Regions from separate parts of the Homo sapiens genome. Here regions 1, 3 and 4 are each linked to region 2. A link is a loop called in an ENCODE intact Hi-C map of the cell type or tissue named here. Cell type or tissue: mammary epithelial cell. All regions are shown on one strand. Region 1 has its middle 25 kb from the start of MPHOSPH10. Region 2 has its middle 29 kb from the start of MCEE. Region 3 overlaps PAIP2B (poly(A) binding protein interacting protein 2B). Region 4 has its middle 19 kb from the start of NAGK.

The links. Hi-C counts contacts between places; a loop is a spot of excess contacts. Peaks named below come from ENCODE experiments on the same cell type or tissue, not always from the same donor. Only the 100,000 strongest peaks of a DNase experiment are listed, where the experiment ranks them.
Region 1: a loop joins it to region 2, with 10 times the contacts of the local background. A loop is called at or near these places in 5 of 110 quality-filtered maps.
Region 3: a loop joins it to region 2, with 12 times the contacts of the local background. A loop is called at or near these places in 7 of 110 quality-filtered maps.
Region 4: it touches region 2 in a loop (5-fold over the local background); 3 of 110 quality-filtered maps call a loop at or near these places.

What each region holds. Positions count from the first base shown.
Region 1 is chr2:71,151,534-71,159,533 of GRCh38, forward strand. No RefSeq gene overlaps it. Among named protein-coding and RNA genes, the nearest start is that of MPHOSPH10, 25 kb to the left of the region's middle. RefSeq lists an enhancer at 105-164 and silencers at 5,989-6,128, 6,051-6,212. In mammary epithelial cell, CTCF peaks have their summits at 3,488 and 6,112 (motif pointing right); no DNase peak of the experiment used is centred here.
Region 2 is chr2:71,097,279-71,105,278 of GRCh38, forward strand. No RefSeq gene overlaps it. Among named protein-coding and RNA genes, the nearest start is that of MCEE, 29 kb to the right of the region's middle. RefSeq lists an enhancer at 5,772-6,582. In mammary epithelial cell, a CTCF peak has its summit at 3,375 (motif pointing right); a DNase peak (open chromatin) is centred at 4,643; H3K27ac peaks cover 245 bases.
Region 3 is chr2:71,186,500-71,194,499 of GRCh38, forward strand. It overlaps PAIP2B (poly(A) binding protein interacting protein 2B), which reads right to left. Exons shown (of 4, transcript NM_020459.1): 3 at 3,346-3,522; 4 at 1-2,036. The coding sequence ends at 1,980. Among named protein-coding and RNA genes, the nearest start is that of PAIP2B, 37 kb to the right of the region's middle. In mammary epithelial cell, a CTCF peak has its summit at 4,660; no DNase peak of the experiment used is centred here.
Region 4 is chr2:71,045,549-71,053,548 of GRCh38, forward strand. It overlaps the pseudogene TRE-CTC15-1. Among named protein-coding and RNA genes, the nearest start is that of NAGK, 19 kb to the right of the region's middle. In mammary epithelial cell, a CTCF peak has its summit at 4,287 (motif pointing right); a DNase peak (open chromatin) is centred at 4,363.

The sequences.
Region 1 (8,000 bases), 54 kb after region 2:
CCCATTTAAAGGGGAGAAATAGGAAGAAGTAGCTTAGTCCTAAGTAAGTCCAAAACACACCAGGTAAACAACATTAAGTCTTGAGGCTTGAGGATAGTCTTTGACTTTATGTCTCACCTTCCAGTCACACTGGGGTGAGGGTTGGGTCCCCAAGGCTCCAGGCAGCTCCACCCCCATAGCTTTACTGGGTGCAGCCCATGCCCTGGCTCTCACTGGTTGGAGTCCTGTGCATGCAGCTCTCCCAGCCTGGCATTGCACACTGGTGGCTGTATAGGTCCAGGGTCTCAGGGGCAGCCCTGCCCCAGTGGCTGTGCTGGGCATTGCCTGGGAAGGTGTTCTCTGTGGTGGCCCTGCCCCACAGCATTTCTCTGCCTGCATTTGATGCCCCTCAGTCCTTGACATATATCACTCACTTGGTTTTCTGGCTGCCAAGTCTCTTCCTCCTACTGCGCTAGCTCAGTCTCCTTTGCAGGCTCCTTCTTACTGCCCTGCCTTTTGTTAATGAAATGCTCAGTCTTTTGACCTCTTAGTTCTCTATCTACAGTCAATCCTTGGTCCCATGTATTAATACCATTTAAACCCCAACAACTCCCAAATTTGTATTTCCAGTCTGACCTGACTTGATTACATCAGTTCAAGGGTTTTCATCCTCAAGAACGTCTAAGTGGTATCTCACATTTACATGTCCGAAACTGAACTCTTACTCTTTCTGCTCCATCCTGCCAGTTGCTAGGCTAAAGTCCTCAGAGTTTCCCTTGACTCTTCTCTTGTACATTACCACCTTTACCATGAGCAAATCCTGCTAGCTCAGTCTTCTAAATATATTCAGAATATAACGATTTCTTATCAATGGCAATGCCAACATCCCGACCCAAAATGTCACCATCATCTCCCCTTGGATTACTGCATCAGCCTTCTGTTTTCCTCACTCCCTCTCTTGCTTCCATCCTTGTGTACCCCATGATCTATTCTTAATGCAACAGGGAAAGGGGTCCTTTCAGAGCTTATGCTCAAAATCTTTGTCTCCCCTCCTCCCATCTCAGTCAAAGTCGATGCTCAAATCCATGCAATGACCTGCAGGGTCCTACATCAGGTGCTGGCAAACAGTAGCTGGATGGCAAGTTAGCCAGCTGTTTCTGTAAATAAAGTTTCATTGGAACACAACCACACTCATATGTTACGTATTGTCTGTGGCTGCTTTCACACTACAATAGCAGTGTTGCCTAGTTATGATGGAGGCCACGTGACCCCCAAAGCCTCAAATATTTACTATCTGGCCCTTCACAGAACAAATTTGCTAACACTTGCCCTCCATGATCTGGCTCTTTGCTGCCTCCCTTGCTTTGTTTCTGCTCTAGTCTTCTGGCCTCCTTGGTTTTCTTAGAGCCTGCTAGGCAATCTTCCACCTCAGGGCTTTTTTTTTTTTGGGGGGACAGAGCCTCACTCTGTCGCCAGGCTAGAGTACAGTGGCACGATCTCGGCTCACTACAACCTCCGCCTCCTGGGTTCAAGCGATTCTCCTGCCTCAGCCTCCTGAATAGCTGGGACTACAGGCGCGTGCCACCACACCCAGCTATTTTTTTGCATTTTTAGTAGAGGCAGGGTTTCACCATGTTGGCCAGGATGGTCTCGAGCTCTTGATCTCGTGATCCTCCCGCCTCGGCCTCCAAAAATACTGAGATTACAGGCGTGTGCCACCGCGCCTGACCCATCTGTCTTTTAAAAAATGTTTTTAATTTGAGGTATAATTTATATTCAGTGAAATGCACAGATGTGAAGTGCACATTTTGATCAGTTTTAACAAACGCATTACCCATGTAACCTACTTCCTTTCAAGATATAGAGCATTTCTGTCATCCAGAAAGTTCTCCTGTGCTTTAATCCTGTCCAGCACTCCCCCAGCAGCTGCTGAACATGCCTGAGGACATTGGTACAGGACTCTGGCCTCCCCAAAAGAGCTGCTTGGACAAGTCTGCTTGGCTTACCCTAAATCCCTGCCTGCACTCTAAAAATTTCCATCTTTAAACTGGTTGTACCTATAACCCTCCCTCATCAAATAAATAAACCCTGAAAAATAGGAGAATACCCCTTCCTGGCCCCGCAGCCCAGCACCTAATATTTACTATATACCCAAGCTTTTAGAAGTACGACTTGCACAGGTGGGGGCTGGCAGCTGCATCCCATCCTCCTCCTGGTAGCCTCTATCAGCCTACAGGGCTCTCAGAGCAGATCTGGCCAGGCAGCCTGAGCCTGGAAGTGCAGCGCAGCCTCCTGCTCGTTCACCCTCACTAGGGTGGCAGCTGCGGCAGCAGCTGGGCTCACCCGTTAAGCAAGAAGGTGAGGATGGGAGCGGGATGACCATTGGCTGGACAGTGACACTCAGACCCCAGCCTGGGCAAGCCTGTCTGAAAGCCCCCTTCCTTTCGGTCCAACTGTGGAGGGAGGGGGCAGAGCGTACGGGGTTCTACTGCCCTCCTCATCCTTTAGACGTCCTTCCTCCTAGGAGAGGGAGCTGCTCATTAATTGGCCAAAGCCTTCTTGAAGGCTGTAAATTTGACAGGCTTGGTGTGTGGGGGCCAACCATGCTAAAGAGAGCATCTGGTGTGTCAGAAGGCAGCCACCTCACCAGGGGAGGGTCAGCCCCCTTGGTGATCTCCTTCCCCTGCTGGACACAGCTTCCTGCACTCTCCCCATGTGAATGCTCCCCTCAGAGCTGCTTCCAAGGGTGGGGTTCTAACCCTGTGAGTGGGGACATTGTGTTCATTTACAATGGGCCATGGTTTCATCTGAAATCTCCAACTCAGAGGCAGTAGAGAGGAGAAGAGAAATTCCCTGCACCTCCTCCCTCCTCAGCACCCCCACCTCTGCACGCGTCCACATATGGAGAGCCTGACAATGGCCCCTGGGAGTGCCTCCATCTGCGCCTCCTTTCCATGCCTGCAGCAGCCACGCGCACTGTCCAGACCCTCACCCGCCTGGCTCAGTAGGCGCTGCACTGCCTCTGGTCCTGCCCCTACACCTGGGCCTCTGTACCCGTCAATTCCCCCAGTCTGGTTCTTATTTCCCCCAACAAGTAGGCAGCATGTAAGGTCATCTGTTGAGCAGGGTTGAGGGAGATAATAAGGTGGGGCTGTGAGGATGAGGAGAAGCTTATGGTCGTGCTGGAGACTCAGCTGAGCAGCCCCATTGGCTGCCTACCCAGTGGTCATCCCGCTCCCACCCTTATTTCTTCTTTGTAGACAAAACCTTGACTTCATTAAATGTTGGACACCTATGAACTTCATGGACTCTTCTGCAGCCTCCCTGCCATGTAATGGTAAATCTAAGTCAACCCTAGTAATTTCATTCCTCTGGCCAATGATCGCTTGGGGTGTGGCCATGAGCTGCCTCTTCGCCTGAGCCTGAGCCACAGCTACCCTCTGCACCTACCATGCTGACACGCTAGGCCAGGGAGAGCTCCATCTCAATGGAGATGAGCTGTGAGGGCCTCTGCTGGTGGCTGGGCAGATCAGGTAGTTGTAACGGGTTTTGTTCAGAAGGGAAGGTCGTCCATCAGCTTCTCCTCAGCATTGGCCATGCGGCAGTCCCTTGGGAAAACACACAGACCTGCTGGGCCCTTGTGCAACTGACCCCCATGGCAGCTGACAGGCACAAAGGGGAGAGTCGAGATGGCCAGGGACCACAGGTGCCCCAAGGGCTGGCTGAAGCAGTTCATGAAGGTGCTGGCAGGCCTGTCTCTCCTTGGGGACTTCAAGTGACATTCAAGAGAGAGCTCAGCTATCTCCTCCCATGCCATACCTCTTCCTCCTCCTCTTCCCTCGAGCAATAAATGGCATCCCACACTCTAGACATCTGGTACAAAACGGGGTGTCTCTTCCTGATCCCTCCCTTGGTTCATCCAAGTAACCACCAAGTCCTGTCTGTTCCCCCATCTCCACCGCTACAGCCATGTCCCTACCTCCCCAGTCCTGCCGTCCTTCTGGTCTCTCCACCCTCACTCTTCCCCTGTCATCCATGTACAATACAGTGCCAGACTGGTCTTTCTACAGCAAAATGGACTAAGGCCCTTCCCTACCCACAACTCTCGGAGCTGGAGGTGGAGTTAAAACTCACATGTTTTGGCTTGGCATTCAGAGCTCGTTCCCTCTTGGCACTGGCTTATCCAGAGCGCTCATAGTTTGGGTTTGGTGCAGAACTGGGTATGAGGTAGTGCTTTCCCTGAGAAGAAACAGGGCTGAGATGGGGGCATTTTCTGGGTTCAGAGTTAGACCTATGGAGTGCAAGGTTCCTCTGAGACACCAAATGAAGTGGTCCAGCTGGCAGCTGGCTCCTGGTCTGGAGCTTCAAGGAGAGGTCTCAGCTCAGAGCCACATTCAAAACCCAGCTTAAATGCAGCCTTCTGCAGGGAGCCCCTGGAGCTTCCACAGCCTCAGATCTGCCCCCTGCACACCCCAGATCTTTTGCCAAGTGGCGTTCGGGTCTTCATGTCATCTCTCTCCCATGTCTGGGAGTAAAGGTGAGGTGCGGGAAGTTGAGCTTTTGTACTGTGGTGTCTTCAGGGAGACTGTGTTAGGTAGAGGGGAGGCGGCTTGGAAAGAGGGAGACTCAGAGGAGAGTCAAGGACATCTGAGCAGGTGAGCCTGGGAGCAGGAAAAGGGATGAGAGTGAGCAGAGGAAACTACTGGGGCAGGAGAGCAGGTGGAAGGATCAGGGAATGAGGGGGGCTGGAGAGGTGGGGGTGGGGATCCTGGTGAGGGGCTGCCTGCCTCCCGCAAGGGCCAGTTCACCTGGTTGCCCCAAACCCCTCCCTCTGAGGGTGGGGCCAGAGGGCCCAGAGCATTGATCAACCCAATTGAGCAGGCCTGAGGTGGACTTGGGTGGGAGCTGGGCTGGACTCCTGGCCCTGGGGAGCAGCTGCCACCCTGCCTATTCCATCCACTTTCCAACTCGCTGCCTATTGGAGCAGATGCAATATTGGGTGCCTTGTGAAAGATGCTCCTAGTGCACTTGCTGCCTGCTGACCCTCCCCCCAAGACTGCTCCGAGCTCTCCAGAGGGGGGTCCTGTGGAGGCTTGGCCTAGATTCTGAGCCCTGCCTCTCATACCTGGGACCCCTCCCCCAGAGGCAGCTGCTTGAGTACCCTGGAAGCCAGTCTGTAGCCTCAGGCTAGAGCTGGGTCCCTCCCACAGCCTTTCTTTAGCTCATCTATTTGGACTGACTGCTCATTTCATAGAAAGGGGTGTGTCTTGCCCCAGCCCATCTGGCATATATAAGGCAGCTGTGGTGTCAGAATCCGCAGCTCCCATCCCCCAGCTCTGCAATACTAGAGGAGGCTGGATTCCACATCTCTGAAGTCCCACCGGACTGGTGCGATGGGGCTCACGAGTCCAGGGCTGCTCTGCAGGCTGTGGGGCTCACCTCCAGCTCGGAGCCCACCTGGTGTGCTCAAGTTGCTCACCTTTGGGCCTGTCCTGCCTCTCAGGCATTCAGCTGACCCCGAGGGACTCTCCCTCATCTTGACCACCAGTTACGGGCTCTAAGTTAGAGGTTCCCAGAACCTTAGACCATTTGGCCAAACCCTCCATTTCTCAGCTGGGGAAACTGAAACCAAAGAGGAGAAGCAACTTTCTCAAGGACCCCCAGCAAGTCAGAGGCAGAACTGGGTCTAGCAGCCTCCTCCCGACAGAGGGCCTCCCTGACCCCTGAGCCTTTACTGCCTCGTTAACTTCCCTATAAGGAGACTGCTCTGCCGAGGCTGGAAATGGAAATGCTCTCCGTGGCGGTGTGTGCCCGTGACTGCGCCCGTGTTTGTACTTGTGAGTGTGTATGGGGGTGGGGGTGAGGGATGGGAATAAACAGCAGGGATGCTGGGGGCTGGAATGCACTCTGCCTCACTCCAAAAAGGGGCGTGGGGGAGCCCAGCGCAGCACATGATTAGACTTTCCAATCTGCTGAATGCCTGTGAGGCCAGCTGGGCTCAGAAGACAAGGGACAGGCCTTTCTCCACAGATGGCAGGGGTGGCCCAGGACGGGTGAAAGCTTCTGCAGCAGCATTGGGGGTCACACCCCAGTCCATGGGCTGACAGTTAAGCAGAGAAGCCGCCACTAGGGGTCAGTCATGATCCAGCGATTCTGATGAGCGGGGCGGGGTACCACCAGCCTCTATCCAGGGTCTTGTCTTCCAGACCTCCTTGGGAAAAACTACTCCCTGGCAGAAAAGGGCTAATAATTTGAGAGGAAGCTTTCATGCACGTCCTTGTGAAGAGACCACCAAACAGGCTTTGTGTGAGCAACATGGCTGTTTATTTCACCTGGGTGCAGGTGGGCTGAGTCCGAAAAGAGAGTCAGTGAAGGGAGATGGATTATCATTAGTTCTTATAGGTTTTGGGATAGGCAGTGAAGTTAAGAGCAATGTTTTGCGGGCAGGGGTGGATCTCACAAAGTACATTCTCAAGGGTGAGGAGAATTACAGAGAACCTTCTTAAGGGTGGGGGAGATTACAAAGTACATTGATCAGTTAGGGTGGGGCAGGAACAAATCACAATGGTGGAATGTCATCAGTTAAGGCTATTTTTACTTCTTTTGTGGATCTTCAGTTACTTCAGGCCATCTGGTTGTATATGTGCAAGTCACAGGGGATGCGATGGCTTGGCTTGGGCTCAGAGGCCTGACATTCCTGCCTTCTTATATTAATAAGAAAAATAAAACAAAATAGTGTTGAAGTGTTAGGGCGGTGAAAATTTTTGGGGGGTGGTATGGAGAGAGAATGGGTGATGTTTCTCAGGGCTGCTTCAAGCGGGATTAGGGGTGGCGTGGGAGCCTAGAGTGGGAGAGATTAAGCTGAAGGGAGATCTTGTGGTAAGGGGTGATATTGTGGGGATGTTAGAAGAAACATTTGTCATATAGAATTATTGGTGATGGCCTGGATACGGTTTTGGATGAATTCAGAAACTAAATGGAATAAGAGAAGGAGAAAAACAGGTATAAAAGGTCTAAGAATTGGGAGGACCTAGGACATCTGATTAGAGAGTGCCTAAGGAGATTCAGCATAGTCCTGCCAGCAAAGATTATTTATTTACTTCCAGAGTTTAGAGTGGCAGTTTGGGGATAGCACCAGGAGATATCAGCTGTGATGGCTTGGAGAAACAGTGTAAACCAGCAGTGTAAACAAGAGCAGGGCATGTATGAGTAGTTGAGAACGGTGAATAGGAGTATGACTAGAGAGAAGATAGTAGGGATGACAAGTTTTTTGGGGTCACAGTCTAAGTTGGTCTGGTGTCGAATGAGACTGGGGCCTAATAAAAAGGAGCGTCTATACAGGAGCTCAAATGGGCTGCACCTTGTAGCATTCTGAGGACAGGTCTGACTTCTGAGAAGGGAAAGTGGTAAAAGTATTATCCAGTCCTTTTTAAGTTGGTGGCTGAGCTTGGTGAGGTGTGTTTTTAAAAGACCTTTAGTCTGTTCTACTTTTCTTGAAGACTGAGGACCGTAAGGGATATAAAGGTTTCACTGAGTACTAAGAGCCTGAAAAACTGCTTGGCTGATTTGACTAATAAAGGCTGGTCTTTTATCAGACTGTATAGAGGTGGGAAGGCTAAACTGAGGAATTATGTCTGACAGAAGAGAAGAAATGACTGCGGTGGCCTTCTCAGACCCTGTAGGACAGGTCTTTACTTATTCAGTGAAAGTGTCTAGTTAGACTAAGAGGTATTTTAGTTTCCTGATTCAGGGCATGTTGAGTAAAGCTAATTTGCCAGTCCTGGGTGGGGGCAAATCTTCAAGCTTGATGTGTAGGGAAGGGAGGGGGCCTGAATAATCCCTGAGGAGTAGTAGAATAGCAGATGGAACACTGAGAAGTTATTTCCTTGAGGATAGATTTCCACGATGGAAAGGAAATGAGAGGTTCTAAGAGGCGGGCTAGTGGCTTGTACTATAGCATAGCCTGCCTTTGCTGGTGTGTGGCGATTAGGCCTGGTGGAACTGCCATCAATAAATCAAGC
Region 2 (8,000 bases):
CCCAGAAGGTAGAAGTTGCAGTGAGCCAAGATCCCACCACTGCACTCCAGCCTGGGCAGCAGAGAAAGACTCTGTCGAAAAGAAAAGAAAAGAAGGAAGGAAAAATAAAGGAAGGAAGGAAAGAAGGAAGGAAGGAAGGGAGGGGGGGAGGAATAGAAAAAGAAGAGCAAATTAAACCCAAGGTAAGACGAGAGAAGGAAATAATGAAGATCAGAGTGAAAGTCAGTACAATAGAAAACAGAAAAATAATAGAGACAATCAATGAAATCAAAGTCTCGTACTTTGAGATCAATATAATTGATAAACCACTCATCAGACATTATCACACAGTTATTGAGAAGTTTCTGTGAGTCTAGAATCTGAATGTGACCTCAAGGTGTGCAGTCAAGGTGTCAGCTGAAGGCTCAACTAAGAGAGAATGTACTTTTTTTTCTTTTTTTTTTTTTTTTGAGACTGAGTCTCACTGTATTGCCCAGGCTGGAGTGTGGTGGCACAATCTCCGCTCACTGCAACCTCTGCCTCCTGGGATTGATTCCCCATCTCAATGAATGATTCCCCATCTCAGCCTCCTGAGTAGCTGGGATTACAGGCGTGTGCCACCATACCCAGCTAATTTTTGTATTTTTAGTAGAGACGGGTTTTCATCATGTTGGCCAGGTTGGTCTCGAACTCCTGACCTCATGTGATCCACCAGCCTCGGCCTCCCAAAGTGCTGGCATTACAGGCGTGAGCCACCGCACCCAGCCTGAGAGAGAATGTACTTCTAAGCTCATGGGGTTGTTGGCAGGACTCAGTTATTCCCAGGCAATTGGACTGAAGGCCTGAGCTCCTCACTGTGGGCTGGAAACCTCCCTCAGTTCTTGGCCACACGCACCTCTCCATGGGGCAGTCCACAACATGTCAGCTGGCTAGAGCAAGCCAGCAAGTGTGGGAGTGGAACAACACCAGCAAGACAGAAGCCAGAGTCTTTATGCAACCAAATCTCAGCAGTAATATCTCATCGCCAGTGTCACATTCTGTTGGTTAACTGGATGATCAAAATAAGACTTTCATGCATAAAAAATATATAAAATTTGTAAAGTTATGTGGGAGAGTTGGAATGGAAGTTAAATTTCAATAGGTAAAATGCACAAGGTACAATTTCTGACCCTTAATGAAGAGCTTGTTTATGGTATTTTATTTTATTATTTATTTATTTATTTATTTATGAGACAGAGTCTCACTCTGCCGCCCAGGCTGTAGTGCAGTGGCGTGATCTCCGGCTCACTGCAACCTCCACCTCCCAGGCTCAAGTGATTCTTTTGCCTCAGCCTCCTGAATAGCTGGGATTACAGGCGCCCGCCACTACCCTTGGCTAATTTTTATATTTTTAGTAGAGATGGGCCTATGGTAATTTGTAAGTGGATAATGGAGGGTTTCAAATTGCTATTGTATTAATATTCTACTATACATGTAAAAAGACTGATGAGACAGTTTTGTTTTAAAATGTCAGTGTTTACAGTACCCCAGAAATTATATACTTCATAATTATTTGAACTTGTGATAAAACAATTTTTTGTCACATTTGTTAAAATGAGAAAGGAGGCACACAATTTTTTCCTAGTAATTTTATGAGGTGTGCAAGTCTATAACTTTGAAGCCACTGCTCCAAACCACCATGCCATGTTGCCTGGTTGTCTTGAAGGGTATGGCCGGGCTGTTGTCTACACAACAAACATCTTAACTTCCTAAAATAGTCCTTGGCCCATCTGCTCCCCAAAGTTTGCACAGCAGTTACTCCAGCGTCTCTCTCATTGGGCCCCTCGTTGTGACTCCTGCACACAGTGTTCCTCTCTTGTTCTCCAGCTCAGCGGCCCCTGCACTCTGCTCCTGACTTCTGTCCCTCAGGGCGCCCCTGAGAGGCAGGGCCTGGTGTCCCATTCTGACAGCTTCTCTCCCGCGGGAGTAGCCCCTGAAGTCCTGCACAATGACATTTCTCATTTTATTTCATGTGGATTGGGGAGTCTTGATGCCTCATAGAATTGCTATTTACTGGACTGCAGAGTATGCCATTAGTCTGCACAAAGAGACATTACAAGAAAGAAAACACTATTTGAAATGTGTTCCTTATTTATCATAGGGGTGCTGTGGAGAACACTTTTTTTTTTTTTTTTTTTTTTTTTTTGAGACAGTCTCACTCTGTTGCCCAGGCCAGAGTGCAGTGGCACAATCTTGGCTCACTGCAACCTCCACCTCCTGGATTCCAATGATTCTCCTGCCTCCGCACCCAGCTGTTGAGAACATTTTCTATAAGCTCAAATTGTCTTCTTTATGGGAACCTGAGGAAAATACTCTCTCAGCTCTACTGGGTAGAGTTGGCTTGTCTTAGACAACAAGCTAACTTTTATCTTTAGGAACCCATTAAATTTGGAATTAATTGTGCTCCTGTATCTGGCTACTAAGATCAGAGACAAATGTATGGCTGTCCTTTGGAAATTGCACAGGCACTGATAAAGTATGTTACTTGACTATCATACCCTAAATTTCTATTTACTGTGACATCTAAAATCTATTTAATTGTTGCATTGTATGTATCTTTGTAATGTACATACATACATAGTGTTGCCCTCAAATGACGAAATGTTGTATAAAATGCATTCAGAGCCAAAAGCGAGTGAAATGTTGAACTGCATTTTCCATTGTCTTCTGCTGCAGTTCATATTAAGCTGTGTTGCAGAAATGAGTACTGACTGAGAAGCCCAGCACTTTAACTGCCAAGAGTCTTGGAAGCGACATTTACTTTGGTCTGTCTCCCAACCTGCTAGCTCAAAAGACAGATTTGGGCATAGCCTGACTGATTTTGTCTTATGGGGTAGATTCACATTAACCAAACTCATTAGAGATGGATATATAAGCCAGAATTTCATATTATGAGTTTATAATGAAAGATGTATCTGTCAAGTAAACCTCAAATGCTGGCACTGACATGTTTGATGAAGATGGAATGATAACAAAGGGAGTTAATATCATGCCCAACAACAGGAATACAAAAACCCCAGGGCCCAGGACACACACATGGGATGGTGTGCTCAGGGATGGTGGTTAGAAAGGTCCTGCCAACCTCCAGCTCTCTGGGCATCTCTCTTCTGGCTCCCAGTGGATTGACCTTAATATGTCCCTTTAGTCTCATTCCAAAAGATTAAATTTTTAGTTGATAAATTATGTCTACATTGCTGTCTTCCACTTTGAGCCTCAGTCTCTATTCTCATCACCTTAACAGGAGTTTGGGGATAATGACTTAGTCAAACATTTGAAAACAATCTCTTGGTTTATTCCCTGAAAAGGATCACCAATCACTTCCATTCCTTGTAGCTGTTCCATGTGTACCCGGCAGAGGGCGACCCTACTTCCCTCATCCCCAGGTTCTCAGGAGGCACTTCTTGGAACCTCAGCAAAAACATGGCAGCCGTCTTCCCTTACTAAAACTATTTCTTGTTGTTTATAAAAATCTAGAATAAATTTGGCTTTTAAATAACTAAGGTTTAAATTAAAACTGAGAGGTAGCTTTCTGAATACAATATGCATTTTAAAATAAAATATATGTCCAATGGGTGAAAGGCACAGCACTAACAGCTATTCTGGCTTAAAACTCAGCAGATTCATATGATCTATACTAGCACACCTATAGTGCTGGTAATCTGTGTCACATTTATAGGTCACCTTGAGACACAGAAACCTGTTGTTTCTGTAACCTCCAGGTGAATATGGTTGTCTGACTGAAGAGGACATATAAATTCATAAAGCTCTCAGTTCATCTTGATAATTTTATAGCTGCTTCAACATTTCTGAGACAGGTAACTTGGAATACATTTTGGCAGAGATATAGGAAAAAAAGTTTACTCTCTTACCCCAGACTCCAAGGATACTTTTCAAGACTAGATCTCTTTCATTAAAATGTTACTTCTGGAGGCCATGGAGGGTGGATAACTGTGCCCGCCACCATGCCCAGCTAATTTTTTTGGATTTTTAGTAGAGAAGGGGTTTCACCGTGTTAGCCAGGATGATCTCGATTTCTTGACCTCGTGATCCGCCCGCCTAGGCCTCCAAAAGTGCTGGGATTATAGGCGTGAGCCACTGCGCCCGAGTTAGTCAGCCATGAGTACTTGGTCTTCTGTTCTGTATTTGATACTAATTAGAGCTTCCTCACGTAATTTTGAGGGTTTTTGTCTCATTTTTATGGTCAACTGTACTTTATTGGAATGCTTTCAGTTTCAAGTTACCAAAACCTCAACTCGAACTGACTTCAAAAAATAAAGAAATTAGCCCATATAAAAAGCAGTTCAGAGAGGGTGATTTCAGGACTGAATAATCCAGCAGATTAAAATGCCATTGAAATCCTGATCTAACATGTAAGGACTTCAAAGATGCCATTCCATCCTAGTACGTCAAAAGCTGGACAAACTGAAAAATAAACAACTCTTCTCAGGTCTGTCAGGGAAGTGAGGTCACAGGGCAAACTGTTGCCCCCAGACAGAGAAACAGACAGCTGGACACAGAGAACCACAATTTACTGGGGAGGAAACTCACAAGCAGAAAGCTTTGTGGGAACCATTCCAGGGCAGGAAAGCTGCCCTGTAATTGACAAATCGTTTGTGGTTCTGTATGGACAAGTCTATGAGTTAAAAACTCCAACATGACTCAGTCATAGCCCCCACCCCCACTGCTCTCTTGTGACTTTTTCCTCTGGGACCTCTACCAGGTTCTTCCAGTGCATAGCAGAAAAATCCCTTCTGGCTTCCAGCAGAAAGAGTGGGAAGTAACCATTTAAAAAAATATACCAGAGCATTCTGTTCTTTTTTTTTACTTTGAGACAGAGTTTTGCTGTGTCGCCCAAGCTGGAGTGCGGTGGCACAATCTCAGCTCATTGCTACCTCCGCCTCTTGGGTTCAAGCGATTCTCCTCCCTCAGCCTCCTGAGTAGCTGGGACTACAGGCACGTGCCACCACATCTGGCTAATTTTTGTATTTTTAGTAGAGACGGGGTTTCGCAATGTTGGTCAGGCTGGTCTTGAGCTTCTGACCTCGTGATCCGCCCGCCTCGGCCTCCCAAAGTGCTGGGATTACAGGTGTGAGCCACCGCGACTGGCATTCTGTTCTTTCTTAAAAGGCCTGTCCTCAAGATAAACTAGTTTACCAGAGCCTAACCTATTGGTGTTTTATCTGGGTCTAACTTACCTAGGGGAAGGGATACCCAACTTCAGCCCCCCATCCCACCTAAGGTGGGGAAAAACTGACAGGCACTTCAAAATTTATAGCTTAGGTACACAGGGTCACTAAAAGACTGACTTAATCGTAGGACTATGACCCATCAAGCACATACAAACACATTAGTAATAAAGACCTATTTACCAGAGTTCCTTTTCACCCAGCCCATTATGTCCAATTCTCAATAAAAAATTACAATGCACACTAAAAGGCAAAAAACACAGTTTGAAGAGACAGAGCAAGCATGGAACCAGACTTAGACATGCAAAGGATGTTGGAATGATCAGACTGGGAATTTAAAACAACTTTAATTGCTTAATTAAATTAATATGCTAAGGGCTCTAATGAAAAAATTGGACAAACTGCAAGAACAGATAGATAATGTAAGCAGAGAGATATAAATTCTAAGAAAGAATGAAAAAGAAATGCTAGGTATCTGCTATGGTTTGGGTATTTGTCTCCTCCAAATCTCAAGTTGAAATGTGACCCCCAGTTGTTGGAGGTGGGCCTGGTGGGAGGTATACGGATCCTGGGGGTGGGTGCCTCATGAATGGCGTAGCACCATCCCCTTGGTGATGAGTGAGTTCATGAGAGATCTCATTGTTTAAATGTGTGTGGCACCGCCCTCCTTGCTTTCTTGCTCCTGCTCTTACCACGTGACATTCCTGCTCCAACTTCACCTTCTGCCAAGTGTAAAACTTTCCTGAGGCCCTCACCAGAAGCCAAGCAGATGCCAGCACCACACTTCCTGTAAAGGCTACAGAACTATGAGCTAATTAACTCTCTTTTCTTTATAAATTACTCAGCCTGAGGTATTCTTTATAGTAATGCAAAGACAGCCTAACACACAATCAAAACTGCTATAAACAACAATGAAGAATGCCTTTGATGAGCTCAAGGTGATAGTGACAGCAGGCAGCCAAATTCCTGGGCAGATAGGGGTGGATCTCCAGTGAAACCCCACCTCCAAGCTGAAGACAGTTGAAAGCCTGAAAGCCAAGCTACAGGTTAAATCCTCGGAACGGATTGAGAAATCATCTTCCTGTTTGGCATGCTTTCCTCTGATTGGGCCCCACCCTTCACCTATTTTACATATACCTATCCTTTTCTAATAGGTTTTCTACACTGTCATGCCCACCTTTGAGTGGAGGCTTCACTTTAACCTTTCTTGCATACACACAAACCAATCAGCATCCACCCCCCTTCCTGTGCCTATAAAGACCCCAGACTCAGTTGGAAGAGGAGGAGATGGCCTGACTTTGGGGAAAAGATGACTTAACTCCAGGGAAGACGACCTGCCCTTCCCATCTCCTCTCCAGCTCCCCTCTCTATTGAGAGCAGTTTTCATCACTCAATAAAATTCTCTGCCTTCACCTTCCTTCATTTGCATGATCTCATTCTTTTTGGAAACCAGACAAATGCTCAGGACCCATGGAATTCAAGTCCCCAGAAAGGCTGTCACATCAGCCCTTTGTGCTTGTCAGTGCAGGGCAGCCACCCCACACAACAAGGCAAGGGGCCAACTGAGCTGCTAATACACCACCGTCCGCAGTGCAGAACTAAAGGAGCACTGTAACACTTCCTTGGGACTTCAGGAAGGAAGGTTGTGGGCACCCTCACCTGGGTGCCACCATGTTCCCCTCAAGGCGACACGCCTGGTCTGTGCAGGCCCTGCACAGAGATTGCTCCTGTGTCAGTGCCTGAAGCAGCCAGCCAGAGCCTGCACTCACTCTCTCATGTTCTCCCTCCCACAAGGGGTTGAGCATGGTGGGCGGAGTAGATGGGCACCCCTTCCATGAGTCCAGCAAAGGGGCTGAGAAAAATCCTGCATCAAAGGTAACCTGAACATGGCTGAGGAAAGAATTTCTGAACTTGAGGATAAGTCAATAGAAATTTCCAAAACTAAATAGACATTTCTCAGAAGAAGACATACAAACGGCCAACTGGTATATGAAAAAACGCCCAACATCACTAATCATCAGGAAATGCAAATCAAAACCACAGAGATATCATCTCATACCTATTAAAATGGCTATTATTGGCTGGGCATGGTGGCTCACACATGTAATCCCAGCACTTTGGGAGGCTGAGGTGGGCAGATCACTTGAGGTGAGAGTTCAAGACTAGCCTGGCCAACATGGTGAAACCCTGTCCTTACTAAAAATACTAAAAATACAACAATTTACCAGGCATGGTGGTGCATGCCTATAATCCCAGCTACTCGGTCCCAGCTACTGAAGCAAGAGAATCGCTTGAACCCAGGAGGTGGAGGTGGCAGTGAGCTGAGTTATCGCTCCAGCCTGGGTGACAGATTGAGATTCTGTCTTAAAAAAAAAAAAAAAAAAAAAAAAAAAAAAAAAGCCAGGCCTAGTGGCTCACACCTGTAATCCCAGCACTTCGGGAGGCCGAGATGGCTAGATCATTTGAGGTCAGGAGTTCGAGACCAGCCTGGGCAACATAGTGAAACCCCATCTCTACTAAAATACAAAATGTAGTTGGGTGTGGTGGTACATACCTGTAATTCTAGCTACTTGGGGGTGCTGAGGCTGGAAAATCACTTGAACCTGGGAGGCAGAGGTTGCAGTGAGCCGAGGTCATGCCAGTGCACACCAGCCTGGGCGACAGAGTGAAACCCCATCCCAAAAAAAAAAGAAGGTTACTATTGAAAAGACAAAAGATAGGTTGATAAGGATGTGGAGAAAAGAAAACTCCTTGCACACTTTTGGTGAGAAGGTAAATTAGTACAGTCATTATGGC
Region 3 (8,000 bases), 89 kb after region 2:
CTTTCTCTCTGCAATCCCAACGCATTTCTAACAGCCTTCGGAATTCTGAGCTTGGACAGGCTCACGAGGATGAAGGAGGAAAAGCAGTCCCAGAAGGGAGAGATTTCCTCTATGCACTTGCAATGCCCTTTCCCTTTTAGAGGAAACAACCCAGCTGAAAGCTGAAGCTTGAATAAAGAAGTTTCTTTATTCATAGTCCTCTCTGAAAAAGAGTTAACAGTTTCATTCTCTCAACATAGAGGCTTTGGGAATTAATGTGTCTGTCTGGTAATGCAAGTTCTCTAAGCTACTCTCCTATGACATGTGACCTAACAAGGAAGGCAATTTTTTCAAATGATATAATCCTAAAGACTCAAATAGGAAAAAATGTGTATTTTAAATCTGGCATTAGCTTATCACTGTTCAAAAAGTCAACGAGAGCTCATAAGGAGAATTTCTTCAGCTTTCCATACCCTAGTCCTTTCCTTCCAACCTCTGTCCCACAGCCACATACTGAATTTATACCAACTTTGTTTCAAGTTACATATCTTTTCCCTATTAGGCCTATCACACAGCACAGTAGCAATCAGAAAGAAGCCACTATTATCTTCAGGGCTCTCCAATTCCTCATCCCTGGGAGAATGGCCTGGATGGCTCTCCTGTACCCCACACTGCCATCTACATCTCTATACACGAAGGTAGCTCCTGGCACCCAGTTTAGTTCCTTAGGGGTAGCAACAAAAGACCCCAGCAAGTTAAAGGCAGGAAAGACAAAGAAACACACCCTAAGAGGTCAATCTACAAAACTTGCAAAGCTGGGTATGTGGGAACAGTAAAATGTTTTAATAGCTGAAAAGATCCCAGAAGGTCAGGTACACAGTCACATGGGTCAAGCAGGACTCACTTTCCTAGGCTGATTTTGAGTTCCTTTCCATAATTCTGTAATGTGGGAAGAAATATCCAAACTGTGAACTGAGCTTCTTACTAGTGTCCTGAAAAATATTTCCTTAAAAAAGTGCATAAACTTGTCTGAGGGAATTAAGACACCAGGAAGACCAAGTGTTGATGAGGCTGGAAAAAAAAACTGTCCAAATAAAATTAAGACACAACAGATTCAAGGATGACTTCTGCAGGCTCATGCTAATTGCCAGCACAGCAGGCCTCCCCTATGCCTTTGGTAGCAGTATCTTTTCTTAAAAAGGAGGCTGGGGAATAGACTTCATGAAAGATGAGGTGGCAGATCAACCCTAGTGCTCTTCTACTTATAAATGGTGAGTCTGATGGTGGTGGTGAACACAGGCTTATGAACAGGACAACAGTAACTAAATGACTCAAGTGACAACCACCATCACAGCCCTACCTTCTGATTTACAACTTTCAACAATCATCAAAAGTTACTGTAAACTAAGTACTTTAAGTCTGTGTTTTCTTGAATGGGGTTCAGGACAAACAGGCAAGGGCTTGACAGCACATTGGTTATCCGAGTTCATTGCAGGAGACCCCGGGGGTGGGGCAGCTGAGCCTCAAATTCCAGTTTGCACCACCTGCTCTTTCTGCTTGTCCCTTTTCCCATCCAACTCAATAGATTCCACAAAAAGCTCTCCAGGTGCTCACTGTCCCTGATAAGTATACAGCAGGGTGAGAGGGGCATTTCCTAAATATCCAGTTTTTCTTAGTCAGCTTATTTTGTTTAAATACACACCGCGGAACACTTCTGATGAAGGGGGGAAAATGCAATTTCCTTAACTCGAAAGAGCTATTTAAAAAAACAAAACAGGAAACTCCCCAAACAAAAGTCAGCAGAACAAAATAGAAATACTCAGAGGCTTAGAATAAGACTGAGCATATTAGTTACTCAGAGTCACAGTATTGTGAGACCACCACTCCCCTTCCCGCTGTGCACCCCTCGCCCGCCCCATCCCCCTCTTCAGCTCCACCATTTTGTGCATTACTATCCCCAGATGTGGGGACAGACAAGTCTTCCTCAAAGCTTTCTCGGCTCAGTACTTCTCTCCTGGAATAAACTCCTTGGCATCTGGGTTCAGGTTACTTTTGCTCTGAAATAAGAACCAAGAGATAGTAAATCCTAAGGCAAGCTGCATTTTAAAACTTACCCAGTCCATCATTATCAGTACCTTCCCCTTAGCTTTAGGGAGAGAAAGAAAATTCCTTGTAACTCAGGCTGTTATTGCTAGGTTATCTCAACTGCACCTGACATAGCCCTGAGCAAGCTCATCTTCTCCTTCCTTCTTTGGACTCTTGTTTCCTTCCTGATGCTTTCCAAAATCTCATCAGAGGCCTGTAAGTTCAACTCCAAGAATAATTTTTCAATTCACTGAGTACCTTAACTTGGTGAAAACCAGGGTACTCCATCAGACCAGGCTGGATACCACAATCTCTATTTTTCTTCATCTTTCTGTACTCTCTTTGGTTCTCTACTCTCTTGTGAATATCCAAAACCTTAGCAAACCACAGGGCAAGATTGTTCAGAATATGAGTTGTATGAAAACTATATTGCTCACAGACTTTTTTTTTTTTTTTTTTTTTGAGACAGTCTTGCTCTGTTGCCCAGGCTGGAGTGCAGTGGTGCAATCTTGGCTCACTGCAAACTCCGCCTCCCTCTGCCTCCCAGGTTCAAGCAATTCTCCTGCTTTAGCCTTCCAAGCTGGGACTACAGGCGCGCACCACCATGCCTGGCTAATTTTTGTATTTTTTTAGTAGATATGGGGTTTCCATGTTGGCCAGGCTGGTCTTGAACTCCAGACCTCAGGTGATCCACCCGCCTCAGCCTCCCAAAGTGCTGGGATTACAGGCGTGAGCCACCGTGCCCAGCCTGCTCACAGACTTCTGATGTTACATAAATATGAAAGGCAGGAAATTAATTTATCTGGTTTTCTAATTCTAAGTGGAGAAAATGACCTCTCAGGAGTACATTTCTTCCAAAATGAACAGCTAATTTTTATAACAGAATCATTTAGAAGTATATTAAATACAGATTTGAGGGACAGTAAAAGAGAAGAATAGCAACAAATGATATTTGAGAAGAAACTTCTTCAGTGTTCAAATTGTTATCCTTAATCCCAATTCTACTTTGAAGAGCCCATTAGAAAGTAAAGGTTGGTGGCGTCCAATCTTGGCAAGTAAAAAGCCCGTGATGCTGGCAACAGTAATGTTTTATAGTGCTTTATGAGGAGCAATGCATCTTTAATGCACCCCTTATTAATAATGCCCATAAAACGAGCAAAGAAACAACAGCTCACAGGGCTCCAGACTTGTTGAGGGTTGTAGGGCTGGAAAGAAAGTCTGTCATTCCAAATCCTATATTCTTTTCACTACATAACCTGGGGAACTACATATGGCTCTTACCAAAATATCTTCAGAATCATGACCTTCACTGACTGACAGTCCATTTAACTGCTGTTGCAACTGTCCCATGGCCTGAGGCAGGTCTCGTGAGGGAATAAACCAGTCTTGGTCTTCTTCATCCAGCATCTCTTGGAAGCAGCGGTCCAAGAAGTCTTGCTCCTGCAGTTCCTCCTCCACCTAGCAAGCAAAGGGGAGCAGCTCAGACTTACTGTCACAGCAAGACTTACCCCTTCCAGTTTTTCCTCCACCTCTTTCCTTCAGAAGGTATTACTCTGCAATTAAGAATGATCTTGAGCTGGGTGTGGTGGCTCACAACTGTAATCCCAGCAGTTTGGGAGACTGAGGCAGGAGGATTGCTTGAGGCCAGGAGGTTTGAGACCAGCCTGAGCAACATAGCATGACCCTGCCTCTACAAAAAAAATTTTAAAATTAGCCAGGCCATAGTGGTGTGTGCCTGTAGTCTCAGCTACTTGGGAGACTGAGGCTGGAGGACAACTTGAATGCAGGAGGTCAAGGCTTCATTGAGCCAAGACTGCGCCACTGCACTTCAGTCTGGGCGACAGAATGAGACCCCGATTCTTTAAAAAATAAAAATATATTTAAAAAAAAGATTTTATGATCTTACATGAGGTCCAAGGGATCTAAGGATTCAATGCGCCTAATGACTAGCTAGAGATAGCATAATTTTTATTTTTTCTCAACCAAATTCTATCACTAATAAGACTAAGAAAATAGTTATTCACAGTAACAGAAATTCAAGGTCTCCGCAGATGTTCTACGATCTCTAATAGGTGATACAGATATCATGGAAAATCATTTTAGAGCCTAAAATTCTTTTCTCAGTCTTGTTACAAAGTAACCCTTCTTAAATTTCCCATTTTATAAGAAATATGAAAAAGATACTGCAAGTATATAACTAGTTCATGACCTGGCTAGTGGAGATAAAATCAAAGCCAATGCTCTCAGCTTCTGGCCATTTTTTGGGTAAGGAAACCCTCAAGGGAGAAAAATACTTTCAGAACATTAGGAAGACATAAAGAACACTTTTTGGCATACCAATAGAAAATTACATAATCAATGTAGTATTCTTTCAAAAGATGAAATATATGAATATTCAAACAATTCTGCATTTCTTAAACATTGCCCTAAACTAAAGCAATATATATCTAGGATATTTTACACTGCTTTGCAGACATTGTTAACTCTTAGTATAGAGTGTGGTTCACTCTGCAGATTTCAGTGTCTTTGATAGGCCTCTTGCTTCATGTTTGGCATCCCTTTCCTGCAGGCTGCCTGGTGACAGATTCACAGCTCACTAGCACCACCACCAGAAATGAGGTCAAGCAAAAAATAATTTCCCAAATTGGAATATACAGTTACCTAATTAATTCAGAGGAAAAGTTACTGGTAGTGAGACTTAAGAATAGTATTTGAACACTACAATTAGCCACACGTGAAAACTAGACAGTTATGAAGTGCTTAATAAAATATTCTCATGCCACAAGATGTAACATGACCATTTGAGAGCTGCCCTGACTCTATGAGAGCATAACAGCATGCTAGCTCTTATTAAATTTACCCCTGTTCACTGGCACAACCAATGAAAATGGTTGCTGGGCACAGAGGTGTAACAGAAACATGCTACGTGCAATTCACACAGATCCCGACAGAGCCACATTAGGTGGAAATTGCTGTCTGTCCCCTTTAAACTTGTTTCCTTCTTCCCAGAGCACCAGGCTGTTCAGTTAAAATCACATTTGTCACCTTACATGCTGTATATGGCCAAGTGACTATTCATCACAAAATGTTCCCACAAGGGACATGGACACTTTGGCATCCCTTGGTTAAAAGAAGACCCCTTGCCATGGCCTTTGGTGCTCTCCCTTTCCCAGCTGCTGGACTTCCCAGTTTTCCCTCAGCCACGCAGCTGATATATGCCCTGGGGGTGGCAGAGCAATACCGTGGAAGGGACCAAGTGGGCACCAGATCACTTGTCTATCCAGAATGCTTACCTTGGACTGTTAACCTCACAGATATAAAACAATGCGTTACTGCTGAATCTTTGCTGAAGTAGTCTAGCCAACCCTCACCTCATGTACTTCTCTATTTCAGACTCACATCCTGCCAATCCCGAGTTCCCATTTGAGGCATGCCATGCTGACCTGTCTGCATATAGCTGCTGTTTCCCACAAATCTACACCCAATAACACAGGGCATTAGACCAAAACAACTTCCTTTCATAAAATAAATTTCCTCACCTTTTCCCATTAACACAAATTTTCCATGAAAACACTGCAAAAGGAGAGCAGAAACTAGATTTTTAGGAACTGGACTTAACCACATATGATTAATGAAAAATATTATATATGGGCACACGTTTTATTGCATTTTGCTGTATTTTGCTTCATAGATACTGCATTTTTTTTTTTTTTTTTACAAATTGAAGGTTTGTGGCAACCTTGCATCAAGCAAGCCTATTGGCGCCTTTTTATCAACAGCATGTGCTCAATGTCTGTGTCACATTTTGGTAATTCTCTCAATTTTTCAAACTTTTTCATTATTATTATATCTGTTATAGTGCTCTGTAATCAGTAATCTTTGATGTTACTTTTTTTTTAATTTTAGGTTTGAAGTACACGTGAAGGTTACATAAACACATGTCACAGGGGTTTGTTGTACATATTATCATATCACCAGGTATTAAGCTCAGTACCCAATAGTTACCTATTCTGCTCCTCTCTCTCCTCCCACCCACCCCCGTCAAGTAGACCCCAGTGTCTGTTGTTCCTTGTGTTCATAAATTCTTATCATTTAGCTCCTACTTATAAGTGAGAACATGTAGTGTTTGGTTTCCTGTTCCTGTGTTAGTTTGCTAAGGATGATAGCCTGCAACTCCATCCATGTTCCTGCAAAGGACATAATCTCATTATTTTTTATGGCTGCGTAATATTCCATGGTGTATATGTACCACATTTTCTTTATCCAGTCTGTCACTGATAAATGGGCATTTAGTTGATTCCATGTCTTTGCTATTGTGAACAGTGCTGCAATGAACATTTGTGTACATGTGTCTTTATGGTAGAATGCTTTACATTCCTCTGGGTCTACAACCAGTAATGGGATTGCTGGGTTGAATTGTAGTTTTAGCTCTTTGAGGAATCGCCATACTGCTTTCCACAATGGCTGAAGTAATTTACACTCCTACCAACATTGTATAAGCCTTCCCTTTTCTCCACAACCTCACCAGCACGTGTTTTTTCTTTTTTTTTACTTTTTAGTCATAGCCATTCTGACTGGTGTGAAATTGTATCTCATGGTGGTTTTGACTCGCATTTCTCTAATGATCAGTGATATTGAGCTTTTTTTCATATGCTTGTTGGCCGTATGTATGTCTTCCTTTTGAGAGGTGTCTGTTCATGTCCTTTGCCCACTTTTTAATGGGGTTGTTTTTCTCTTGTAAATTTAAGTTCCTTATAGATGCTTGATATCAGACCTTTGTCATATGCATAGTATGCAAATATTTCCTCCCTTTCTGTAGGTTGTCTGTTTACTCTGTTGATAGTTTCTTTTGCTGTACAGAAGTTCTTAAGTTATTTAGATCTCATTTGTCAATTTTGGCTTTTGTTGCAATTGCTTTTGGTGTCTTCGCCATTAAATCTTTGACCATTCCTATGTCCAGGATGGTATTGCCTAGGTTGTCTTCCAGGGTTTTTATAGTTTTGGGTTTTAGCCAGGTGCAGTGGCTCCGCCTGTAATCCCAGCACTTTAGGAGGCTGAGGCAGGCAGATCATGAGGTTAGTAGACTGAGACCATCCTGGCTAACACGGTGAAACCCCTTCTCTGCTAAATAATACAAAAAATTAGCCGGGTGTGGTGGCAGGCACCTGTAGTCCCAGCTACTCTGGAGGCTGAGGCAGGAGAATGGCGAGAATCCGGGAGGCGGAGCTTGCAGTGAGTACTCCAGCCTGGGCTACAGAGCAAGACTCTGTCCCAAAAAAAAAAAAAGTTTTGGGTTTTACATTTGTCTTTAATCCATCTTGAGTTTATTTTTGTATATGGTGTAAGGAAGGGGTCCAGCTTCAAACTTCTGCATATGGCTAGCCGGTTATCCCAGCACCATTTATTAAACAGGGAGTCTTTTCCCTAGTGCTTGTTTTTGTCAGCTTTGTCAAAGATCAGATGTAGATGTGTGGTCTCATTTCTGGGGTCTCTGTTCTGTTCCACTGGTTTATGTGCCTGCTTTTGTACCAGTACCATGCTATTTTGGTCACTGTAGACTTGCAGTATAGTTTGAAGTCAGGTAACGTGATGCCCTCAGCTTTGTTCTTTTTACTTATGATTGCCTTGGCTATTCGTGCACTTTTTAGGTTCCATATAAATTTTGAAATATTTTTTTCTAGTTTTGTGAAGAATGTCATTGGTAGTTTGATAGGAATAGCATTGAATCTGTAAACTGCTTTGGGCAGTATAGCCATTTTAATGATATTGATTCTTCCTATCCATGAGCATGGGATGTTTTTCCATTTGTTTGCATCTTCTCTGATTTGTTTGAGCAGTGTTTTGAAATTCTCATTGTAGAGATCTTTTACCTCCCTGGTTAGCTGTATTCCTAGGTTGTGTGTGTGTGTGTGTGTGTGTGTGTGTGTGTGGCAACT
Region 4 (8,000 bases), 52 kb before region 2:
GAAACAATATCGCAGGGGGTGTGAAGAACCCCTGCGATATTTGGAGTAATATCGTCTCCCTTCATGAGTATTAAGAAGAATATCAAGGGGGGGTCGAGGGAACACACCCTTTGATATTTCATATCATCCTCTTCACCGGTGGATATTAGGAAAAATATGAGGAAGGGATGTACAGACCCTGAGACATTTGCTGTCCTATAACTGTCTCTCCCCTAGTAATTAGGAATAATGTAATGGGGGATGTGAACACCCCTGCGATATTGGGAGAAATATCATCCTCTCCCACCTTGGATATTAGGAACAATATCACAGGGTTGTGTACACCTCCTGCGTTATTGGGAGTAATATCATCCTCCCTCCCTCTGGATAGTAGGAAGAGTTTCACAGGGGTGTGTACACCCCCTGCGATAGTAGAAGTAATATCATCCTGTCGCCCTGAGGAGGGAAGCCACTTTTCTGACTGTCTCCTGTCTCTGAAAAGGAGAAGGAAGTAAAAGTTGAAAAAGAACAGGATGAAGTCAGTGTCAAGAGCAGTTGTTGCCACTGATGAGCTGGCCCGAGGTGAAAAGATGAACCCCCCCCCGCCCAACTCTAAGCACATGTGCTCTCAATCCATCACGATCCTTTCACGTGGAACCCCTTAGAGTTGTAAGCCCTGAAAAGGGCCAGGGAGTCTGTCTTCCTTCGGGGAGCTCGGCTCTTAAGACGCGAGTCTGCAGACGCTCCCGGTCGAAAAAGAATTCTCTTCCTTTTTAAATCCGGTGTCTGAGAGGTTTTGTCTTTGGCTCATCCAGAACGTTTACTTGGTTCACTCTGACCACGAGTCGAACCCAGGCCGCGGTGGATGAGAGCGCCGAATCCTAACCACTAGACCGCCAGGGGAACTTGGAACTCTGTGAGAGATAGATTGCCCAACTTTAATAGTGGGTTGGCCATCAGAAGGAAGCCTGGACAGGTCCCTTGTTTCTAAGGTGTGGCAAAAGGTGACTGGTAAAGGATACCTAGACCAGTTCCCATACATAGACACTTGGTGACAGCTGGTGCTAGACCCCCCACAGTGGCTAAGAGGCCAGGCAGCAGCAGTACTAGGAGCAAAGGGACAGATAGCTAAGGAAGGATCCGGCTCCACCCACCCAGGGAAATCAACTCCTGAAGTTCTATTCGACCCAACATCAGAAGATCCATTACAGGAGATGGCACCAGTGATCCCAGTGCTGCCTTCCCCTTACCAGGGAAAGAGGCTCCCCACTCTTGAGCCCACAGTGCTTGTGCCTCCCCAAGACAAGCATATCCCTAGGCCACCCAGAGCAGATAAGAGAGGAGGTGGAGACTCGGGAGAAACCCCTCCCTTGGCAGCTGGTTTATGACCCGAAACTGGGATACAAATGCCCCTGAGAGAGCAGCGGTATACTGGGATAGATGAGGATGGTCACTTGGTGGAGAGGCGTGTTTTTGTGTAGCAGCCCTTCACCTCTGACCACCTTCTCAACTGGAAAAACAATACCTTGTGCAATACCGAAAAGCCACAAGCTCTAATTGATTTGCTCCAAACTATTATCCAGACCCACAACCCCACCTGGGCTGATTGGCACCAGTTGCTCATGTTCCTCTTTAACAGAGATGAAAGGCGGAGAGTCCTCCAAGCAGCAACTAAGTGGCTAGAGGAACATGCACCAGCTGATTATCAAAAACCCCCCTAAGGACCCAGTTACCAGGAACCGAACCCCAGTGGGACCCAAATGAAAGAGAGGCTATGCAAAGGCTAAACCGCTAAACTGAGACAGGGAAGCTCTCTTGGAAGGATTAAAGAGGGGAGCACAGAAGGCCACAAACGTTAACAAGGTCTCTGAGGTCATTCAGGGAAAAGAAGAAAGTCCAGCACAATTCTACGAGACACCGTGTGAGGCCTATTGTATGTATACTCCCTTTGATCCTGATAGTCTTGAAAATCAGCGCATGATTCACATGGCTTTAGTCAGTCAAAGCGCAGAAGACATTGGAAGAAAACTGCAGAAACAGGCTGGGTTTGCAGGGATGAATACATCACAATTATTAGAAATAGCCAACCAGGTGTTTGTAAACAGGGCTGCAGTAAGCCTTGAGGAAAACCGCAAAGAGAATGGACATCAGGCCCGGCGAAACACCGACCTGGTTGTCAGCTGCAGCAATCAGAGGGGTCCTCCGAAGGAGGCAAGGGAAGGGGGGGCCCTGGGAATGAAACTCAGCTTGGCTGTCAGAGTTTGCAGTGTAACCAGTGTGCTTCTTGTAAAGAAATAGGACACTGGAAGAACAAATGCCCTCAGCTCAAAAGAAAACAAGGTGACTCAGAGCAGGAGGCCCCGGACAAGGAGGAAGGGGCCCTGCTCAACCTGGCAGAAGGGTTATTGGACTGAGGGAGACCAGGCTCAAGTGTCCCCAAAGAGCCTATGGTCAGAATGACAGTCGGGGGTAGAGACATTGATTTTCTTGTAGGTAGCGGTGCTGAACATTCGCTAGTAACCGCCCTGGTCGGCCCCTTATCCAAAAAGACTATTGATATCATCGGAGCCATGGGGGTTTCAGCAAAGCAAGCTTTCTGCTGGCCTCAGACTTGTACTGTAGGAGGACATAAAGTGATTCATCAGTTTTTGTACATGCCTGACTGTCCCTTGCCCTTGTTGGGAAGGGACTTGCTCAGCAAGCTGAGAGCAACTGTCTTTGCTGCTAAAATTCCCCAGAACGGGAGTCATTATGACCCTTACCATCCCCGGAGAGGAGGAATGGAGACTTTTTTTTAACTGAGCCGGGCGGAGAGATAAGATCACCTCTGGCTAAGTGGTGGCGAAGAGTACGGGCAGAAGACAACCCTCCAGGGTTGGCAGTCAACCAAGCCCCCATACTCATACAAGTTAAGCCTGGGGCCCAGCTGGTTAGGCAAAACCAGGACCCGGTCCCCAGAGAAGCTCTTCAAGGTATCGAGGGCCATCTCAAGCACCTAAGAACTTTGGGAATTACAATTCCTTGTCAGTCTCCTTGCTGGAGCGTGTTGCTCCCATACGTTCATGACCTTTTGCTGGGACACCCCATGGCAGTCGGGTGCGCCAAGGGAACGGATGCCCTACTCTGGCACCTGGAGGACTGTGGGTATAAGGTGTCCAAGAAAAAAGCTCAGATCTGCTGATAGCAGGTACCTTACTTGGGATTTAGTATCCGACAGGGGGAACGCGGCCTGGAATCAGAAAGAAAGCAGGTCATTTGCAATCTACCAGAGCCTAAGAGCAGAAGGCAGGTGAGAGAATTCTTACGAGCTGTGGGGTTTCATAGACTGTGGATCCCAAACTTTGCAGTATTAGCCAAGCCTTTGTATGACCTCACAAAGTTTGGGGGTGGGGGGACAGGGAAACTTTTGAATGCGGATCCCAACAACAGCAAGCCTTTCATGAGTTAAAGGAAAAACTTATGTCAGCCCCAGCCCTGGGGCTACCCGATCTGACAAAGCCTTTTACATTGTATGTGTCAGAAAGAGAAAAGATGGCAGTTGGAGTTTTAAGCCAAACTGTGGGGCCCTGGCCGAGGCCGGTGGCCTACCTCTCTAAACAACTAGATGGAGTTTCTAAAGGATGGCCCCCCTGTTTGAGGGCCTTGGCAGCAACTGCCCTGCTAGTCCAAGAAGCAAATAAGCTGACTTTTGGGCAAAACCTGAACATAAAGGCCCCCCATGTTGGGGTGACTTTAATGAACACTAAAGGACATCATTGGCTAATGAATGCTAGACTCATCAAGTACCAAAGTGTGCTCTGTGAAAATCCCCGTATAACCACTGAAGTTTGTAACACCCTAAACCCTGCCACCTTGCTCCCGGTATCAGAGCGGCCTGTCAAGCGTGATTGTGTAGAAGTGTTGGATTCAGTTGACTCTAGCAGACCTGACCTTCGGGACCAGCCTTGGGCATCAGTAGACTGGGAACTATACGTGGACAGGAGCAGCTTCATCAACCCACAAGGAGAGAGATGTGCAGGATATACAGTGATGCAGTAGTAGCCCTGGATACTGTTGTTGAAGCCAGATCATTGCCCCAGGCCACTTCAGCCCAGAAAACTGAACTCATTGCTTTAATTGGGGCCTTAGAACTCAGTGAAGGTGAGACTGTCAACATTGACACTGATTCTCGGTATGCCTTTTTAACCCTTCAAGTGCGTAGAGGATTATAGAAAGAAAAGGGCCTACTGAACTCTGGGGGGAAAGACATAAAATATCAACAAGAAATCTTGCAATTATTAGAAGCAGTATGGAAACCCCACAAGGTGGCACTTAGGCATCAGCAAGCTTCCACCTTGCTGGGTTTGGGGAATTCCCACGCTGACTCAGAGGCTCAAAAAGCAGCATCTGTCCCCTTCCAGGCATCAGTCACAGCCCCTCTGCTCCCTCAAACACCTGATCTTGTACCTACTTCTTCTAAAGAAGAAAAGGACTTTCTCCAGGTAAAGGGGAGGACAAGTGACAGAGGAAGGATGGATTCAGTTACCAGATGGGAGAGTAGCTGTGCCACAGCTCCTAGGAGGTGCAGTTGTACTGGCTGTGCATGAAACCATCCATCTAGGTCAGGAGTCACTGGAAAAGTTGTTAGGCCGGTATTTCTACATCTCGCATTTGTCAGCCCTCGCCAAAACCATGAGGCAGCGGTTTGTTACCTGCCGACACCATAATGCGAGGCAAGGTCCAGCTGTTCCGCCCGGCATACAAGCTTATGCAGCAGCCCCCATTGAAGATCTGCAGGTAGACTTCAGAGAGATGCCAAAGTGTGGAGGTAACAAGTATTTACTAGTTCTTGGGTGTACCTAGTCTGGGTGGGTGGAGGCTTATCCAACATGAACTGAGAAAGCTCGTGAAGTAACCCATCTGCTTCTTCGAGATCTTATTCCTAGGTTTGAACTGCCCTTATGGGTAGGCTCAGATAACGGGCCAGTGTTTGTGGCTGACTTGGTACAGAAGACGGCAAAGGTATTGGGGATCACACGGAAACTGCATGCCGCCTCCCAGCCTCAGAGTTCCGGAAAGGTGGAGCGGATGAATCGGACTATCAAAAATAGTGCTATACTATTGTCTTCCCCGCTGGATATTTAAAACAGCACCACAAGGGGCATCAAACCACCTGCTAAATTTGAGGGAATGTTATCCTCTCCCCACCTCCCCCGGCCCCGGATATTAGAGACAATAACACAGGGGTAATGTACACCCACTGCTTTATTGGGAGTAATATCATCCTCTCCCTTCTTGGATATTAGGAACAATATCACACTGTGCATGTACGCCTGTCGTGAAATTCAATGGAATGTCATCCTTTGCCTCCCTGGATATGATGAACAATATCACGGGGGATGTACAACTTGTGAGATATTGGGAGTGATATCATCCTCTCCCGTCTGGAAGTTAGGGACAGTATCACAGGGGTGGTGTACACCCTCTGGGATGTTGGGACTAATATCATCCTCCCGCCCACTGGATATGAAAAACCATATCACAAGGGGCTTGTACACACACTTCGATATTGGTATTAATACCATCCTCTCCCTCTTTGGATATTCGGTGCCATATTTCAGGTGGGGTATACACCACCTGCAATATTGGAAGTAATAAGATTTTCTCCCCCCCGGATATCAGAGACAATATCACAGGGGGTGTCAACAGCCCCTGCGATATTTGGAGTAATATCATCGTCTCCCCTCATGAATATTAAGAACAACATCGTAGGGGTGGGGGGTGTACACCCCCTTTCATATTTGATATCATCCTCTTCCCCCCTGGATATTAGGAACAATATCAGGAAGGGATGTGCAGACCCTGCAATATTTGCCGTCATATAATTGTCTCTCCCCTAGATATTAGGAAAAATGTAACTGGGGATGTGACCAGCCCTGCGATATTGGGAGTAGTATCATCCTCTCCCCGTTGCATATTAGGAACAGTATCACAGGTGGGGTGTAGTGTCTCTGCGATATTGGGAGTAAAATTATCCTCTCTTCCCCTGGATATTAGGAAGGGTATCAGAGGGGGAGGGTGTACATTCCCTTCGATATTCAATGTAATCTTATCCTCTCCCTCCCAGGGTATTAAGAACAATATTACAGGAGGGGTGTACACCCCCTGCGATATTGAGAGTCATATCATTCTCTTTCGCTCTGGATATTAGGAACAATATCACAGGGTTGTGTACACCCCCTGGGATATTGGGAGTCATATCATCCTCTCTCCCTGTGGATATTAGGAAGAGTATCACAGGGCTGTGTATACCCCTGCGGTATTGGGAGTCATATCATCCCCTCTCCCTCTGGATATAAGGAAGAGTTTCACAGGGGTGTGTGCACCCGCTGCGATATTGGGAGTAATATCATCCTCTCCACCCAGGAAATGACTAACAAGGTCACGGGGGGGAACTTGCCCCTGCCATATTGGGAGTAATGTCGTCCTCCCCAAACCTGGATGTTAGCAGCAAGATCACAGAGTGGGTGTACACACCCTTCGATATTGGAAGTAATATGATTCTCTCCCCACCTGGATATAGGGAAAAATATCACAGCGCGGGTATACATTTCCTATGCTGTTGGGAGTAATATCATTCTTTTCCTTTCTGGATATTAGGAACAATATCACAGGGGTGGTGTACATTTACTTTGATATTGGGAGTAATATCATCCTCTCCCCGTTAGGACATTAGGAACAATATCCCAGGGTGGTGTCCACCCTCTGCGATATTGAGAGTAATATCATCTTCTATTTCCCTGGTTATTAGACACAATATCACAAAAAGGTGTACAACCCCTGCGATATTGGGAGTAATATCATACTCTCCTTCCCTGGATATTAGAAAACAATATTCATCAGGGCTGAATACCCCCTGCGATAATGGGAGTAATATTTTCTCTTTCACAGGCCATTAGGAACAATATCACAGCGGGTGTTTACACACCCTGCGATATTGGAGGTAATATCATCCTCTGCCCCCTGGCATATTACCAACGATATCAAACAGGGGTGGTGTACACCCCTTGTGATATTGGGAGTATTATCATCCTCTCCACCTCCGGGTATTAGGAACAATATCCCGGCGGGGGGTAGTACAACCCCAGTGATATTGGGAATAATGTCATCCTCTCCTTCCCCGGATATTAGGAACAATATCACAGGAGGGTGTACACCTTCTGCGATATTGGAAGCAATATCATCCTCTTCCCCGCTGGATATTAGAAAAAATATCACTCATGGTGTACACCCACTGTGATATCAGGAAGAATATTACAGGGTGTACACCCACTCTGACTTTAGGAGAAATAGCTCCCTAAAATGTCACAAATAATATCACAGGGTATACAGTAATATCTCCCTAGGATATGACACATACTATCACAGGGTGTACACCCACTGTGATAACAGGAGTAATATGTCCCAAGGATATTACCAATAATATCACAAGGCCGTACACCCAGTATGACATAAGGAGTGATATCTCCCTAGGATACTACGAATACCGTCACAGGATGTACACCCATGGTGTGCACCCACGGTGATACTAGGAGTAATATCTACCCAGGAAATAACCAATAACAGCACAGGGTGTACATACATGATGTCCACCCATGGTGATGTTATGAGAACTATCTCCCTAGGATAATACGAATAATATCACAGAGTGTACACACATGGTATACACACACTGTAGCACTAGGAATAATAACTTTCTGAGATATGAATAGCATCACAGAATAAAAACACATGGTGTACGCCCACTGTAACATCAGGCGTAATTTCTCCCTAGGATATTACGAGTAGCATCTCAGGGTGTACAAACATGGTGTACACCCACTGTGACATGACGGGTAATATCCCCCTAGAGGATATTACCAATAACATCACAGGGTGTTCACCCGTGGTGTACATGCACTGTAATATTAGGAATAATATCTCCCTAGGATATTATAAATAATACCACAAAGTGTACAGAAACTGTGATATTAGAGGAAATA